Linked DNA regions of Homo sapiens: regions 2, 3, 4 and 5 are each linked to region 1. The links are chromatin contacts, found by Hi-C or POLR2A ChIA-PET in ENCODE. All regions are on one chromosome and are shown on one strand. Each heading gives the region's core, a stretch centred on a gene start or an enhancer-like site at or near the end of the contact. The rest is flanking DNA. Distances are from core to core; before and after follow the strand shown. Region 1 holds the start of PJA2 (praja ring finger ubiquitin ligase 2). Region 2 overlaps SLC25A46 (solute carrier family 25 member 46). Region 3 holds the start of CAMK4 (calcium/calmodulin dependent protein kinase IV). Region 4 holds the start of EFNA5 (ephrin A5). Region 5 holds the start of WDR36 (WD repeat domain 36).

Region 1 (2,789 bases), core at 225-2,724:
GCCTTCTAGAACAGGTTAATGTATCCAGTTGGGCCAATCTGGAACACCCTAAAGGGAAACTAGGGAAATGTAATTAAAATATGAATTTTGTTTTTTTTCAAAGAGGTACTTGGATGGTTAAAGTCAGAACTCCTATAGCAACACGTGTGAAGGCAGAGTAATATCAAGCAAGGAATGGTTTTTTGGTAAGAAACGTACTACAGGAGTGGGCTGGGATTCAGATTGGATTTCACAAAATGTCTGGCAAATTCTCATAAACCTAAATTTCTACAGTAAATTTTGGGTAATTTATTTCCATCAACAGCAAAAAAAAATTAGTCTCAGTTCACTGGCAAGAGAGTTCGCTGTTGTTAAGGGGACAGCACAAGAAGTGGGGCTCTTAATTCGCGGGGGAGGGGTGGCGATGAATATATCCTGGGCATCAGGCGACGGGTCGGGGGTGGGGAATAAGAGAAGACAGAGGGACTGTAATCAGATAAGCGGACACGTTTCAAGATGAATAAAGGGAATATGTGCGGAACGAAGAAACAGTTTTGTATCACTGACATAATTAACTAAACTGTTACCCAGGTTTAAATTAAGCAAGGTGTCCGGGGACTGCAGCTGTTGTATTTATTTTGGTTGCATGTGATGGGAGCTGTTACTTCCCGGCTTGACAAACAGCCTCAAGATGCAAGCTGGGAGGCTGTGGTCAGCCCAAGGCTATACAGAGGAAAGGCAGGCCTCCTCTGAACCCCGCCCCAGCAGAATAAGAAGCGAGGGGCAAGGGTCAGCGCGGAGAGGGAGGGTGGAAAGCGCCATATAGTGCCCAGGGTCAGGGTGGGTAAACAAGCCTTTCTTCGTGTCATTTTTTTTTTTTGTCTCACCGATATCTGCATTGTAACTGAACTTTATGCCAGGAGACCTTAACCTTGTTAATCAGGTTTCCAGTCGAATCAGGATCGATTTTAATGCCTCCATTTTGGTTGTTGCTGTTGGAATTTCCGAAAAAGCCTAACTGCGCCAGTCTTTCTGTTAGTTCTCCACACCCCCTTCCCTTTCCGAGACCCCGCCCTTTTCTCTCAGCCCAAACCACAAAAGGCCGCGCAGTTTTAGCTCCTACACGGTGCTCCGCCCCCTCCCCAAACGTCGCAGTACTGCAGGGAAAGGAGGTGGGCTCGGCTGGGGCGGGGGACTGAGTCGGCTTCGTCTTTCCGCTCTTCAGCCAATTGGTGAACTCCCCCTGAGGGAGATGGGGGAGCAGGCTGTAGAGAAGGTCCAAGTATTTTTCCCTTTTTCTGCCACGTCCCAACCATTGACGTGAGCCCACTCCTCAGGTTCTGATTGGGCGTATGCATTGTCCCCCAGCAGAGACCCTGTAAGCTGACTGGTCATCTCTGCTATGGGGGAGGGGCTTGCGTACTCTCCTCCTTCGCCTCCACCGCGGCGCAAGGGGCGGGACTCACCGCCACCGCCTCTGCTTCCGCCGCCGCCACCGCCGCCGCCGCCGCCACAGCCGCCAGCCGCTTCGCGTTCGGCGGGGGAGGAGTTGGAGGCGGAGAAGAAGGCGGTGGTGGCGGGTGGAGGTTCGAGCGCTGTTCTCGCTCCGGAGCCGCTGCACATTTCGGTGAGGGTTTTTTTTTTTTTTTTTCAGTCTGGCTTGTTCCGCTGTCGGGAGTGTGGGGGTCGGGGCGAGGAAATTGCTGCGTTCAGCTCCTCAGTTTCTCTGTCTCTAGCTTCGGAAGGAGCGGGGCTTGTCCCTGGCCTGCTGCGCCGGCCATGGTGGGTGGGGTTGATGGCTGTGGGAGGCCTTCTTCGCCTCCTGGGCCCTGTCCAGCCCGGACCCGGGCCGCGCTCCTATCCGGGACGGTCGCGCCCGCCGCCCCCCGACAGATGACATTGGTTGGTATCGGGGTCTTCGCTGCCGCTCTTTACTGCTGCCTCTTCTGCTGTCCTTGGTGACTTGGCCAAGGAGCCCGCTGGCTTTCCCCTACACTCGCCACTGTACAAGAGTTTGCCCCCCAACCAACACCTCACACCCACCTTCTGCGGTTTCCCGTCACCCCGCGTAGAGCGGAACCATCTTACGCCACAGGCCTGCAGCACCCCTCCCCCGAGGAGCCTTCTGTTGCCGTCGTTTTGCTGGGCGTCTGCATTTTCCCCGATTGTCAGTGAGGCTCGGCACGCAGACACCCCGCTCGAGCCGCAGCAGTCGCTCTACTCCCGGGATCAGCACCTTTCCGCCAGGGCTGCTCTCAGTTAGCGATGTCAGGCCAGAGCTCCTCTTGCAGATGCACCTTTAATTTGGCCTCCCTCAGATGACTGGTAATCATTTTGCGCACATTCAAAATGGTGAGGTTAAAGACGCTCAGACCAAGTTGAAGCAAAGGGGAGGTGGTAAATAGTCGTTTTGCAGGGAGGAGAGTAATCTGAGAGTTCCTTCTCCGGACATTAAAAAAAAAAAAATTTACATCCGCATAGGCGCTTCTTTTGAGTCTGCTGGTTCTGTGAAGTTTAAAATTTTCATTGCAGGCTTAATGTATTCTGTTTTATCATGAAATATTTGGTCACATTTCTTTAAAATGGCAGTCACCTTTGCTGAAGGCTACGGATCATTTGAAGTGTATGTGAATAAACCTGAGGATAACAGTAATAAACGTTTAAACTGTATTTTTCAGTGTTGTAATTGTCTTTTGGGGTTCATGTCATTTTTATATGAGATGACCACTTAATTTTAAAAATTCATTGCAGACATGCAAGTTTGATGTACACTTCAACAATATAAATAACGGACTGTTAGGTAAAATTTA
Region 2 (2,717 bases), core at 107-2,606, 1.3 Mb before region 1:
CCTTTGATGACTACTGCCAATTCTTAAGATCATTAAGATAAAAGGAGACTTAAAACCAAGTATTTAAAAAAATGCTTTTGGGACTCTTCTTTGTATCTGTTCTCTACTACTTTATAAAATGGGTAAAATTTACTGTTACAGCTCTAGAAATTTAAATAAGCATACTTAAAAGCTTCAGTCACTAAACCTTTTTATAATTCATTATCAAATACCAAACATGTAAATATATCTAAATTATCTATTTCCAAGCAAAAAATGCCCTCCCTAATGAACGAAAAAATTAATAAAATTTATTCGAGTACCTTGCTTTTCTCAAAACAGTCTAGTTTTTCATTTAACAAATCAAAACACATACTCCTATGCATAATCAACACAAAAAAGGCAATAAAATTCTAAAATAACTCTGTCTCAGCAGTCTTTAATTTTCAAATGGTCAAATAGCTATCCTAATTAAAAAAAAAAAAAAAAAACTTACCCCAACCTACTCTAAACCCCTCATCTTCCAGTTACCTCTCTTCATCAATCCTAGTCAGAGCCAACCATCTAAACTTTCTGTTTCCACGTCTGTACTTTCCCACTCACCTCTGAACCCACTTCAAATTGGTTTTGAACAAAAACAGCTCTTACCAAAGTCTCCAATAATCTGCATGTCATTAAATCTGATGGACATTTTTAAGTCTCTACCTTATTTGACATTTCAGCAGCCATCAGAGCCTCTTCTCTCCTTGAAGCACTCTTTGCCCCTGTGCTCCACTAGCCCATTCTGTTGGTTTTTATCCTGCCTTCTGGTCTCTCCTGACTCCTTTTCAAGACCACCTTTCTTAACCCAGCCACCCCTTGGTTGGAGTTCCTAAGGTTCAGACTCTATTCTTCTACCATAGTGTATCCTTCTTCCCTAGCGACGCTCATATCTAGGGTTAGAGCTTCAAAATCTCCCAAATTAATTTACCTTCAGTTAAGAATTCTTTATATGCCAGCCCCATATCATGTGCCTACAGACAACTCCATCTGGATATGATAAAAGATCTGAAAATGCACTTGTACTAAAGTCCAACTTAAAATCTTTCTTTTCTACTTAAACTCTTTCAGTGTTCCCTACTCAGGAACTATTAATCAGAAAGGAAATCTATTGAATTTGAGGAAGATTTCATTGTGTTTAAAATAACGTGTGTTTAAAATAAGCAAATTCGGAGGGAACCGTTGGAGGAAAACTACAAGATGTTTACAGTGGTATAACCACAGATGTGTGATGAGTCAAAACTAAGTTGGAGTTGAACCAAATGGGTTTTGTGAGAGACTGAACCACACAGGTAGCCTTGGTTACAGGAACTCCTACCTCGCGTTAACAGTCTGAAAAAAGCCACATGTAAATTAAGTAAAGGGTACTGTGGGGGTAGAACGACACATGGTTTAACTCACTGCAACTGGGAGAGAGAACAGGGAAGGGTTTAGCAGTATCTACTGCTAAAGAGATCACACATGACGATCCTGGCTAATATATAATTTGTTAAAAAGTAATACTACTGAGAAATTATAAATTTGCTGACTTAATGAACACTAGAGATCTGCTGTTTTTCTCTTTGATTTGATCATAAACTGTATTTAAAAACCCCTAAATATTGGCAAATCTGTACTATCTCCCCTGTTCTACCTAGTAAATGTTACGCAATTAAAAAACCCCAGGCTAGGAGACCTCAGAGCTCATCCTCCTCATGTAGTAGCTTCTGTGAACTGCTGTTAATGTTTTGTGACCTTGTTTGCTCCTTCTTCCCATTAATAGGATACAGAAACAAACTCTGCCTTCTTCCCATTAATAGGAAAGGTCAAATCTGCCCAAAGAAGAATAAATAATTTTTTAAAAGATATTCACACTATACTTCAAAAAAACAGCTTCATTTGACAACTAGTTACACAAGCCCAAATACAAGAAGTCATTCTTCATACTGCCTTCTCTTTGATCTACCATTCCTAAAGCATCACCAAATTCCCTCAGTTTGACCTAAGTATATTTCAAAACTGTCCACTTACCTCTATCTCAAAAGATACCACCCTGATCTTAGCCACTATCTTTTCTTACCTTTATTATTGTAATAGAATACTAAGATGTCTCCTTTTATTCACTTTGGTCCTCATACAACCTTTTCATCTACAGTTACAATGACCCTTTGAAAACAAATCTGATGTCACTGACCTTACTGAACCTCTTCAATATTCTTAAAATGGCCTACAGGGCCACACATGTTCTGGCTCCCACCTGCTCTGTACCCTTACCCTTGGCCAGAGCTCCAGCCATGTGAGGCTTCTCTCAGTTACACCTGAATTCTCTAGGCTCCCCACTGCAACAGCATTTTTGTACAAACTGGTATGTACCTCCTAATTACCACTCTGATCTACCTTAAGTGTCATGTTACTAGGGACACTGTTTCTAGCCCTTTAATACTTTCATGGAACTATATTCTTTTGCTTCAGAAAACAAATTTCAATTTGCAATTATTCATTAATGGAATTATTGTTCTTAGTGAATGTACTTTTATTAGATTCTGAGCTTCCTGGCAACAGTTACCTTTTGTTTATTTTCCTCACTGTAAACCCGGTTTTTAGCACAGAACCTGGCACATAGTAAGTACTCAGGAAATGTTAGCCAAGTAAATGAATGAATTAATGAGTGGGCCTTATCACCAAAATTATCCAAGTAGAACAATGCAATAGAGGTTACT
Region 3 (2,827 bases), core at 251-2,750, 1.8 Mb before region 1:
GTATACATTATTCAGTGCTCAAATACTTCAAAACATTTTTAACAGTGACAAATCACTGAATTTTCATTCAGAAGTTTGCCTATTTTACACATCTATATTCAATGAGCCTTCAATAGTACTAGCAAAGTGGGGGGAGAGTGGGCAGTGATCATTACATCTTCCCACTAAATACCAACATCCAGAATCCTGCTCTGGATCCTCCAATGACTTGAAAAAATAAAAAGGCTGTTAGCAATACTATTTCCAGCAAAAAGAGAATGAAAAATGAAATTGCAAAGGAGTAGTAAGTACAGAAGCTGCAACTTGTCAACCGTTGAAATTACATCTTCAGATTCCCTATACTAAAGAGCCTGGATCTAAAATAAGTGTTGAAAATAAATCTCCTTACCTATGGATAACAGAGAGAAAAGACAAAAAAAAAGGAAGTAAGGGAAAGAAAACTATAATTTTCAATGGATACAAATACGAAAGCATATGGAATCATGCAGAAGGCCAAACTGCTACCTGTTTGGATCTTCAGAGGAGGGATAGGGGACATATCTGCAATCCTAGGGAGATGGTCTGTTGCATATATAATTTAAATAAATCACTCCAGCCCATGAAAGAAGGGAAGCAGCAGCATTCTCACTAATTACCACTGCCTGGATCCCATATGCTGCTTTCTCTTTAAAGCCACACTAGTTCATTATTCTGCCTTCAACTCTCTTAAATGATTCATTTCTCCCTTCACTCCTGAGCAGACTCTGCAGGGAAGCTAGTATTTAAGTTTAATTTCTCGTGTCACTTGCTTTGGAGAGCTTGACGAGGGGAAGGAGGAGGAATCTAACTTAATAATTCTGTCTTGATTTGGAGGGGCACCCTCCGGCCCCCACCCTAAACAATAACTAGACAAACAGGACCCTCTGGCAAGCTATAATCGTGAGCAAAGATATCAATTGGGAAAGCAGGGCCCACGTGCGGTGGGAGCTGTCACCCAAGGGAAGTGGCAGCCTGCGAGAAGGAGGGAAGGTGGGAGGGAGTCGGGCTGATCCTACAGCTGCACCGGCCTAGGCGCTCTGGTGGGGTGGGAAGGACTCGAGCCGCACCTGAATGAAGGTTAGCTCTCTCTCAAGACACTAACTAGGTAGGGAGAAATCGAAGGGCACGAAGGCAGGCTCCCGCACCCTCCGAGCCGTCGCTGCGAGAGGGACAACCCCCAGTGCACGCCGCGGGCTTCCCCAGCCGGAGCCCGCGCCTTACCGTCCCAGCTCCGACTCCACCTCGAAGAAATCGCTCAGCGCATCCCTGTTGGAGCCGTCGATCCAGTAATCCGGGACGAGGCTCGCGGTCCCCGGGGCCGCACTGGCGGTGACCGAAGAGCAGGACGAGGCGGAGCAGGAGGGCACCGTGACTTTGAGCATCTTCGCAGCGGGACTCCGGAAGCCGCCGCCGCCGCCGCCGCCGCTGCCCGAGCGAGAAGCCGGCCGCCAGCCGCCGCCTGCGAACGCAGGAGCGAGAGAGAGGCGGCGTCCTTCACGCGCGCACACGCCCACCGCCGCCGCCCGCGCTCGCAGGGACGGTGGGCGGGGAAGGGGGCGAGCCTCTGCGAGAGGGCGCGAGGGGGAACCCGGAGTCGCCGCCCGCTGGAGGGAGACTAGCTGCACCGCTGAGGAGAGAGGCTCCCTCCCCCTCGCTCCTTCCCTCCTCACCCGCCCTCCTCCCGCGCCGAGCCTTTCCCGCCGCCCTCCCTCTTTCCTTTCTCTCTCCCAGGCTGTGGCTGCCGCGGTGCCGGCTAGGGCGGCTCCGGATGCTGGAGCTTGGGGAAGGCACAAGGACCCGCGCATCATCCCACGCGCCCTCCCGCGGGGACCGGAGCTGGAGGGAGACCGTGCGCAGCGGGACGCTGCTCTGGGATGGCGGGCGCCAGGCGTACCCTGGCAGCACCTGGGTCCGGGCGGCCCCGCCGGATAGCGAGAGAGGGACCTAGGTGGTGGTGGCGCAACTCATCCCTCCTTGAGCGCGTCTCCGTGGCGAGTCCCTCCCACCTAACACCAGCTAACCAGCCATCCTCTGTCAAAGCTTATATTGGTGGCCGGGGAGGGAGTACTGTGGTCGCCGATCCCTCAGGGCTCCTGTGCCTGGACCCAGTGAGAGCTGGAGGAAAAGGAAGCGCCCAGGTCCACACTGACCTGACTCACCTTTGAGTGAAGTCTTCAGTTGGAATAAATGCTGTCGTCGCTGCTGGTGGCACTGCCTCCTCGGCACTGCTGGAGCTCCTAAAAGAGGAGATACTTGGCTGTGTCGAGTTCAATCTCAGCATCTGAAGTGGCTCAGAATTACAGTTCTAGAAGGGCCTTGTGGAAGCCAACTAGTAAACCCTCTGCCTTAAGGCAGGACCTGTCCTCATTCATGACAGGGAAGACTGCTACATGTAAAAGCCCTTTTTCTCTTCCCAAGAGATGTATCCCATGATAAGCATTCTTATGTCCTGTCCATCAGCTGTCATGGCTCTTCTTCTCAGTATTAAACATACATCACTTAAACTACCCTTGAACTTTTTTCTTTTCAGATTTCAGCAAAGACGAACAACAATTAGTCATGTTCTGATACATATCTATGACAGTTATTATACCACAACTCATTTCTGGCTAAATAGCTCCAGGCGCTTTCACCTTACTTCACAGGTGTTACTTTTGGCCTTTTTTTTTTCCTGAGTTTCCTCCAACATGCGCTAAACTCTTCCTAGTAAGTCTCCATTCCTGATAGCACCAACCATTAATATGGTCCAATATTTTAATCTAATTTATGGATTTATTATTCTTAAAAGCCTGCCTGCTATACTGGTGAA
Region 4 (2,700 bases), core at 64-2,563, 1.7 Mb after region 1:
GCGTGCCCGAGGAGATTTTTTTTCCCATAAAGCATTTTTTCTCTCGCTCTCTTTTTTTCCCCCTCTTTTGCAAAACTGACTTTTACAAAACCCTTTCCACTTCTTGCCAGTCGTTTCAATTCCTCCTGGGCTGCTCGTGCTGCTGCTGCTGCACTCAAGTTTATTTATTTTCCCGCCTGGGTAGGGGTTTTAGGATTCGGTTTGTGGTTTTCACCTCTGTTGCTGCTGTGCCTAAGGAGGGAAAGAGGAGCAGCTGCGGGAGGATCGGGAAGGTTTTCTGATGTAGTCATCGGGGAGGTGCCACTCGCTCGTGCGCTTTTTTTTTTTCCTCTTTTCCCATTTCAAACTGATTGATGCATCTCTACAAGTTGCTAGGCTTGGACCCGCTGGAGTCGCAGGGACACTTCTGAGAGCTCACCCCGGGCTCTTGGCACCGCGTGTGGGGGCTCAGTCTCCCTCTCGGAAGGCGATCGGAGACTGACATCGGCCCATCCAGGAGTTGGAGGGATCCATTTGAAAGTGATTGTTTCCCCTCCCGCTCTCCAGCCGAACAGTTGGGTTGGCGTCGTCTTGCAGGTTTAGGAATCCCAGCTCTGCCAGGCCGGCTGGTCTTAACCTCTGCTCTTCATTCACTGTGGTGCACCCACACCCAGCCAAGGAAAGCACGCGCGAGAAATCCCCGAGGCTCGGCCAGCCCCCGGGGTGCCCTCTTCCGCTACCGCCGCGTTCCGACTCTGCTGGGGGACCTGCCGGAAGACGCGAAGAGCCAAACTTTTCTTTGAGGTTTTCGAGGCAAGACCGCTTCGAAAGCCGGCGCAGCTGCCGCTTAACCAGTTCCAGGACACCGACAAGGCTGGGTTGCGGCTCCGGATCCCCACCCTTCTCGGCGCACCGCCCGGTACCGCAGCACTTACGACTCCTCTGAGATTTCTGGGGGTCGCCCCGCTAAGGCACAGAGGAGGCTGAGGAAAGGGGTTCTCAGACTCCCGGGACCACAAGCGCGAAGCCCTCTATCAGCACGTCGCCCTTCTCCTGCAGTTTCCCACCGGCCGCCAAAGTAACTTGGAGCGAAGCGTGGCGCAGTGCGAGGGCCCCGGGCGGTGGCGGAGCCGTGCGTAGCCTGCTGCGCCGACGCTGAGCCGGGCCCGGCGGGCCGGTGTATGTCTCCCCGCGGCTGCGGCGCGCAACTCCCGGTGACTGTGCAGCGCGCGCCGCCGCCTGCCCCGACCCGCGCTGCAGCCGCCCGGCCCGGCGCGCACCTCCCTCTCCCGGGGTGACCGGCCTGCCGCCGCCGCCCGAGACACAGCTTGGCACCTCTTCCCCCGCCCTCGCCGCCGCCACCACACACACGCACGCTTCTCTCCATCTTGTGATTCCTTTTTCCTCCTGAACCCTCCAGTGGGGGTGCGAGTTTGTCTTTATCACCCCCCATCCCACCGCCTTCTTTTCTTCTCGCTCTCCTACCCCTCCCCAGCTTGGTGGGCGCCTCTTTCCTTTCTCGCCCACTTTCATTTTTATTTATTCATATTTATTTGGCGCCCGCTCTCTCTCTGTCCCTTTGCCTGCCTCCCTCCCTCCGGATCCCCGCTCTCTCCCCGGAGTGGCGCGTCGGGGGCTCCGCCGCTGGCCAGGCGTGATGTTGCACGTGGAGATGTTGACGCTGGTGTTTCTGGTGCTCTGGATGTGTGTGTTCAGCCAGGACCCGGGCTCCAAGGCCGTCGCCGACCGCTACGCTGTCTACTGGAACAGCAGCAACCCCAGGTAAGCCGATAACAGGCGGAGAGCCAGGGCTACCCGGGCCTCGGGGCCCTGCGGAAGGAGCGGCGGCGGGGATCGGCGCGCACCAACCGCTGGCGGCGCGCACCCTCGGAGCCTGCGTCGCCCGGGCGCTGATGGCTTGAGGCGTCGGCGGGAAGCGCTCGCGTCGCGCCCCTCTTTGTTAAGCCGCCGCGGAAAGGCCAGGTACCCCTGGGAGTCCCCGGGGCTGCCTAGACCAACTGCTTCTGCGGGGCGCCGGGAGACTCGGAAAAGGGCGGGAGCCGGGGAGTAGGGACTTCTCTGCTTCCCAGCCCCGGCATCTGGCTGGCATCCGGTTCCCGGCGCGGGGAGCCCCCAGTGTGCGCAGCCGGGAGCTCCTTCCTGGAGCGTGGGTCCGCAGGGACTGCGGAGAGAACCCGCCAAACATCCCCCAAAGTTTTTTTTTTTTTTTTTTTTTTTTTAATTTTAATTTTCCCTTCTCTTTTCCCGGTGCGCGCAGAGAGAGCGCACGGGCTGGGGGAAGTGAGGGGGGCTGGGAAGCGGAAGCTTTAGGTTTTTATTTTCCTCTTCAACTGCGAGGAAATCATTCGGCCCCTGAGTCAGTCTGGGCCCGGCGCGCCTGGCAGTGGAGAGGATTCTCCCATCTTCTCCATCCCTCCACCCACCCCAGTGGGTTCAAGGTGCCAGAAAGTTTGATCTAATGCCGGGTTACGTCATGTGTGCAGAACAAGCTGCCAGAGTTGGCCGAGCCAGGAGGTGGGAGCCCTTCGCCCGCGGCCTGGCGATGTGCTGCCGGAGGAACGCGCGCGATTACCTGGAACCGATTTGTAGGCGTCCCGAAGCCCGCCGGGTATGCGGGAGACTAGAGGTGGGCGCCGGGGGCGGTCCTAGTGCGCGTGCTGGACACCGGCCAGTCGCAGACGTCCCGTGTTTTCGGACCCT
Region 5 (2,700 bases), core at 200-2,699, 1.7 Mb before region 1:
GGTTTCTTTGGAAGTAGAATATAGGGAAAAACACCTGTGTCTGTGTGTAATGCAGTGTCAGGAAAGACACTGTACCAAAGACAAGATTTCAAGAGTTATTTCAGTAATAAACTCAGAAAAATTACATTTCAAGGAAGAAAACATTAACCAGCAAAAGCAAAAGTTAGCAAGCAAGGAACAAGTGCAGAGAATGGTAACACTAAATACTTTCACATGATTAATATGGTTCTAACCCACCCTGTCTCCATTACCAGCTCAGACTCTGAGAAACCCAATTGCTCTTCACCTCAGCTCTGCCCTCACTTTCCTTTTCCACTAACTCAACTAGTTCCTACCTCCCAGCTCTTTTTGCTAATAAGCCATTTGATATTCACAATCCTCCAAGAGAGACAACTCTACCTGTTTTCCAGAAAAGAAAGTACTTAATTAACACTGACTATTATCATCCTCCTCATCAAGGTTTCTGTTCTCACAGAGGTTACATTCTTTCGGAGAAGACAAAAGAAACAAGTAAACAAGAGACACTATTACAATGATCGATGAACTGTTATAGGAGAAAAAATCATCACTAACAAGTGATTTATCTGAAATTTACTTTAATAGATTATATAAAGGTGCTACGGTATAATGACACCTATGTTGCAAAGAAACGGCTGCAAGGCTTAGAGTGACAGTGCCAGACACTTTGCGTTAGTTGAAAATAACTGATTGCTATTAGATATTTTCCCTAACGGTAATTAATCTCACCATCTCCGGTTCTCCCAATGTATTCTACCTAGAGTGAATTTCTAACTCAGCTCGTGTCACCAATAACGTAATAGCGTGCATGTTTTTCTCTCTCATTAAGAATGCAAGAGGTAGAGGTTTGTCTTAATTATGTTTCCACCTTCAAGGGAAGGTCAATAAATATTCACTGAACAAATATTACTGCCATACAACTGAGATGTTCTCTAGCAGTTTCCCCTTGGCCAGGCTGCCTCTGAAACACGCCCCAGGAGGACTGCAAGTGCCAAATCAGCACGTGGACGTGACCGGATGGCGAAATATTAATAGGACAGGGAGGGGTTAAAGAAGGGAAGCCCGTGGTAAATGGGAAGGGAGAACCGGACTGCTCCAGGACAGAGTTAGAGGCCAAGGAGGGTGGTTTTCCTGGGAAGCTAACAAAAGAAGTCACTCACGTCATAGGTGTGGAAACTCTTGCCCACGCAGGTTGTTACATAGAACCGGCGCTTGAGCGCGCTGAACCGCACCACGTGTGGAATGTCGTTGCTGAAAAGTCCCAAGGCCCGGAACCCCGCAAAAAGCGCGCTGGCCGTGCGCCTTTCTGAGGCCCGTTCCATTGCCGCCGCGATCCCAGCTCCTCTCAGCTCTGGTCCTGAAGGAAAACACGTACCCAGTCCCTTCAGCGTGTCTAGTGGAACAGTCCTCTGCCAGAGCTGCAGACACAACACCGCTTCCGGCGCCCGCTGCGAATCGCGTTTCCGGAGACTGCCCTCAGTGCAACACATAAAGTTCTCCCTCCAGAGCTCACATGGGAGGCGTGACTTGGGTTCCGAGGGCCAAGGTCTCCAGCACGTTGCCTAGCATTGTTCTCCAGCTCTTTTGCGGTGGAAGGAAGCTCGTTAGGTTCCGACAGAACCGCAAGGGCGGGAAACAAAGAGGGAAGCGCGACGCCCAGGAGAATGGAGGGGAGGTCGACGCCTTGGAGATGGAAACGATTTAAACATGTGATTATTTAAAAATGTACAAAAACATGAGACTGGAAAAATTTAAACACTGGATATCTGATGATATTAAGGAATTATGTTTCATTTTTACATATGATAGTAGCATTATGATTACGTTTTTAAAGATCCTCATCTTTTGGATACATATTGACATATTTACAGATGAAAACTATAATGGGACATTTCAAAACTGACAGAGGGATTCACTCACAGACCCTCTGGGGAGTAGAACTAATTACTTGTGGGGAGGGAACTGCTCACTTGGGCAACTTGGATAAGTGTAGATTCCTCCCAGAAAAGGAAGATAAATATTAAATGTTATTGGGATTCCTGGATTAAGTCAGTATTCCTTGAGGTCGGCTGTCAAAAGCAGACAGTAGAGGTTCTAAAGAGGAGCTTATCATAATGCAAACGGGAGTCCGGGCAGTTCATTAGAGCTGAGTGCCTTAGGATGCTGAAGGAGACTGATTCCAGTGAAGTGGGTGTCAAGACGCCTCACTCCTCAGGAGCCAGCTGCCTTACCAAGATGTAGGTTTGGGGAACAATCTCTGAGCATGTGAACATTAACTAAAACAGTGGTGAGCTTAGAGCCCAGGACCAAAGTTCAACATATGGAATAACCTCTTCTCTTACTGTTTTATTTCCATTTCATTTCGTTTATGAAAACGTTTTGGCAGCCTATTAAGGTTTGGGTCGAGTGACTAACGTAACTATACTAGTACTTGAGAGGGATAAAAAGGGTATATTTACTAATGTAAATGTACTTGAAAGAGATAAAGAGGGTCTGTCTCTACACAGATCAGTGTACTCTCTCGGGTTCCTTCCAGTTCTAAAATGTAATTATTATGAAACAAAAGTCACTTGTTAGCTAATTTGAATACCTGACTCATACATTCTTGAACAAAAAAAATCTTGATTTATTTTATAGTTCTTGGCACAAAGCCTCAAACACTTTGGATGTTAAGATCATTAA

What was found. Hi-C counts contacts between places; a loop is a spot of excess contacts on that map. ChIA-PET counts read pairs that join two places held with the same protein, here RNA polymerase II (POLR2A). Pooled maps may share reads with other maps.
Region 2: a loop to region 1 is called in a map of naive thymus-derived CD4-positive, alpha-beta T cell, with 6 times the contacts of the local background. The contact joins the enhancer-like site here to the promoter of PJA2 in region 1. A Hi-C loop is called at or near these places in 1 of 168 maps with a recorded cell type or tissue (naive thymus-derived CD4-positive, alpha-beta T cell), 5 of 37 single-sample maps with no recorded cell type and 12 of 50 pooled maps.
Region 3: a map of naive thymus-derived CD4-positive, alpha-beta T cell shows a loop between it and region 1 (5-fold over the local background). The contact joins the promoter of CAMK4 here to the promoter of PJA2 in region 1. A Hi-C loop is called at or near these places in 3 of 168 maps with a recorded cell type or tissue (CD8-positive, alpha-beta T cell and naive thymus-derived CD4-positive, alpha-beta T cell), 1 of 37 single-sample maps with no recorded cell type and 14 of 50 pooled maps. POLR2A ChIA-PET finds 5 or more read pairs at or near these places in 1 of 52 experiments (GM12878).
Region 4: a map of PC-3 shows a loop between it and region 1 (12-fold over the local background). The contact joins the promoter of EFNA5 here to the promoter of PJA2 in region 1. A Hi-C loop is called at or near these places in 1 of 168 maps with a recorded cell type or tissue (PC-3), 1 of 37 single-sample maps with no recorded cell type and 5 of 50 pooled maps. POLR2A ChIA-PET finds 5 or more read pairs at or near these places in 1 of 52 experiments (PC-3).
Region 5: a loop to region 1 is called in a map of CD8-positive, alpha-beta T cell, with 30 times the contacts of the local background. The contact joins the promoter of WDR36 here to the promoter of PJA2 in region 1. A Hi-C loop is called at or near these places in 6 of 168 maps with a recorded cell type or tissue (CD4-positive, alpha-beta T cell, CD4-positive, alpha-beta memory T cell, CD8-positive, alpha-beta T cell and 2 more), 3 of 37 single-sample maps with no recorded cell type and 14 of 50 pooled maps.

What each region holds. Positions count from the first base shown.
Region 1 is chr5:109,408,659-109,411,447 of GRCh38, reverse strand. PJA2 (praja ring finger ubiquitin ligase 2) reads left to right here and starts at 1,474. Exons shown (of 10, transcript NM_014819.5): 1 at 1,474-1,606. RefSeq lists enhancers at 840-1,019, 2,130-2,249, 2,290-2,389 and a silencer at 1,530-1,609.
Region 2 is chr5:110,751,055-110,753,771 of GRCh38, reverse strand. All of the region lies in intron 5 of SLC25A46 (solute carrier family 25 member 46), which reads right to left. Among named protein-coding and RNA genes, the nearest start is that of SLC25A46, 13 kb to the right of the region's middle. RefSeq lists an enhancer at 958-1,217. Within about 2 kb of position 1,356, at least 3 of the 41 ENCODE cell types and tissues checked have a DNase peak (open chromatin) inside an H3K27ac peak, as active enhancers do.
Region 3 is chr5:111,223,057-111,225,883 of GRCh38, reverse strand. CAMK4 (calcium/calmodulin dependent protein kinase IV) reads right to left here and starts at 1,500. Exons shown (of 11, transcript NM_001744.6): 1 at 1,240-1,500. The coding sequence starts at 1,400. RefSeq lists enhancers at 1,262-1,311, 2,272-2,371 and a silencer at 1,422-1,911.
Region 4 is chr5:107,669,550-107,672,249 of GRCh38, reverse strand. It overlaps EFNA5 (ephrin A5), which reads left to right and starts at 1,313. Exons shown (of 5, transcript NM_001962.3): 1 at 1,313-1,761. The coding sequence starts at 1,637. RefSeq lists enhancers at 701-840, 1,551-1,680, 2,081-2,160 and silencers at 1,231-1,280, 1,851-1,920.
Region 5 is chr5:111,091,097-111,093,796 of GRCh38, reverse strand. WDR36 (WD repeat domain 36) reads right to left here and starts at 1,449. Exons shown (of 23, transcript NM_139281.3): 1 at 1,179-1,449. The coding sequence starts at 1,340. RefSeq lists an enhancer at 1,160-1,599.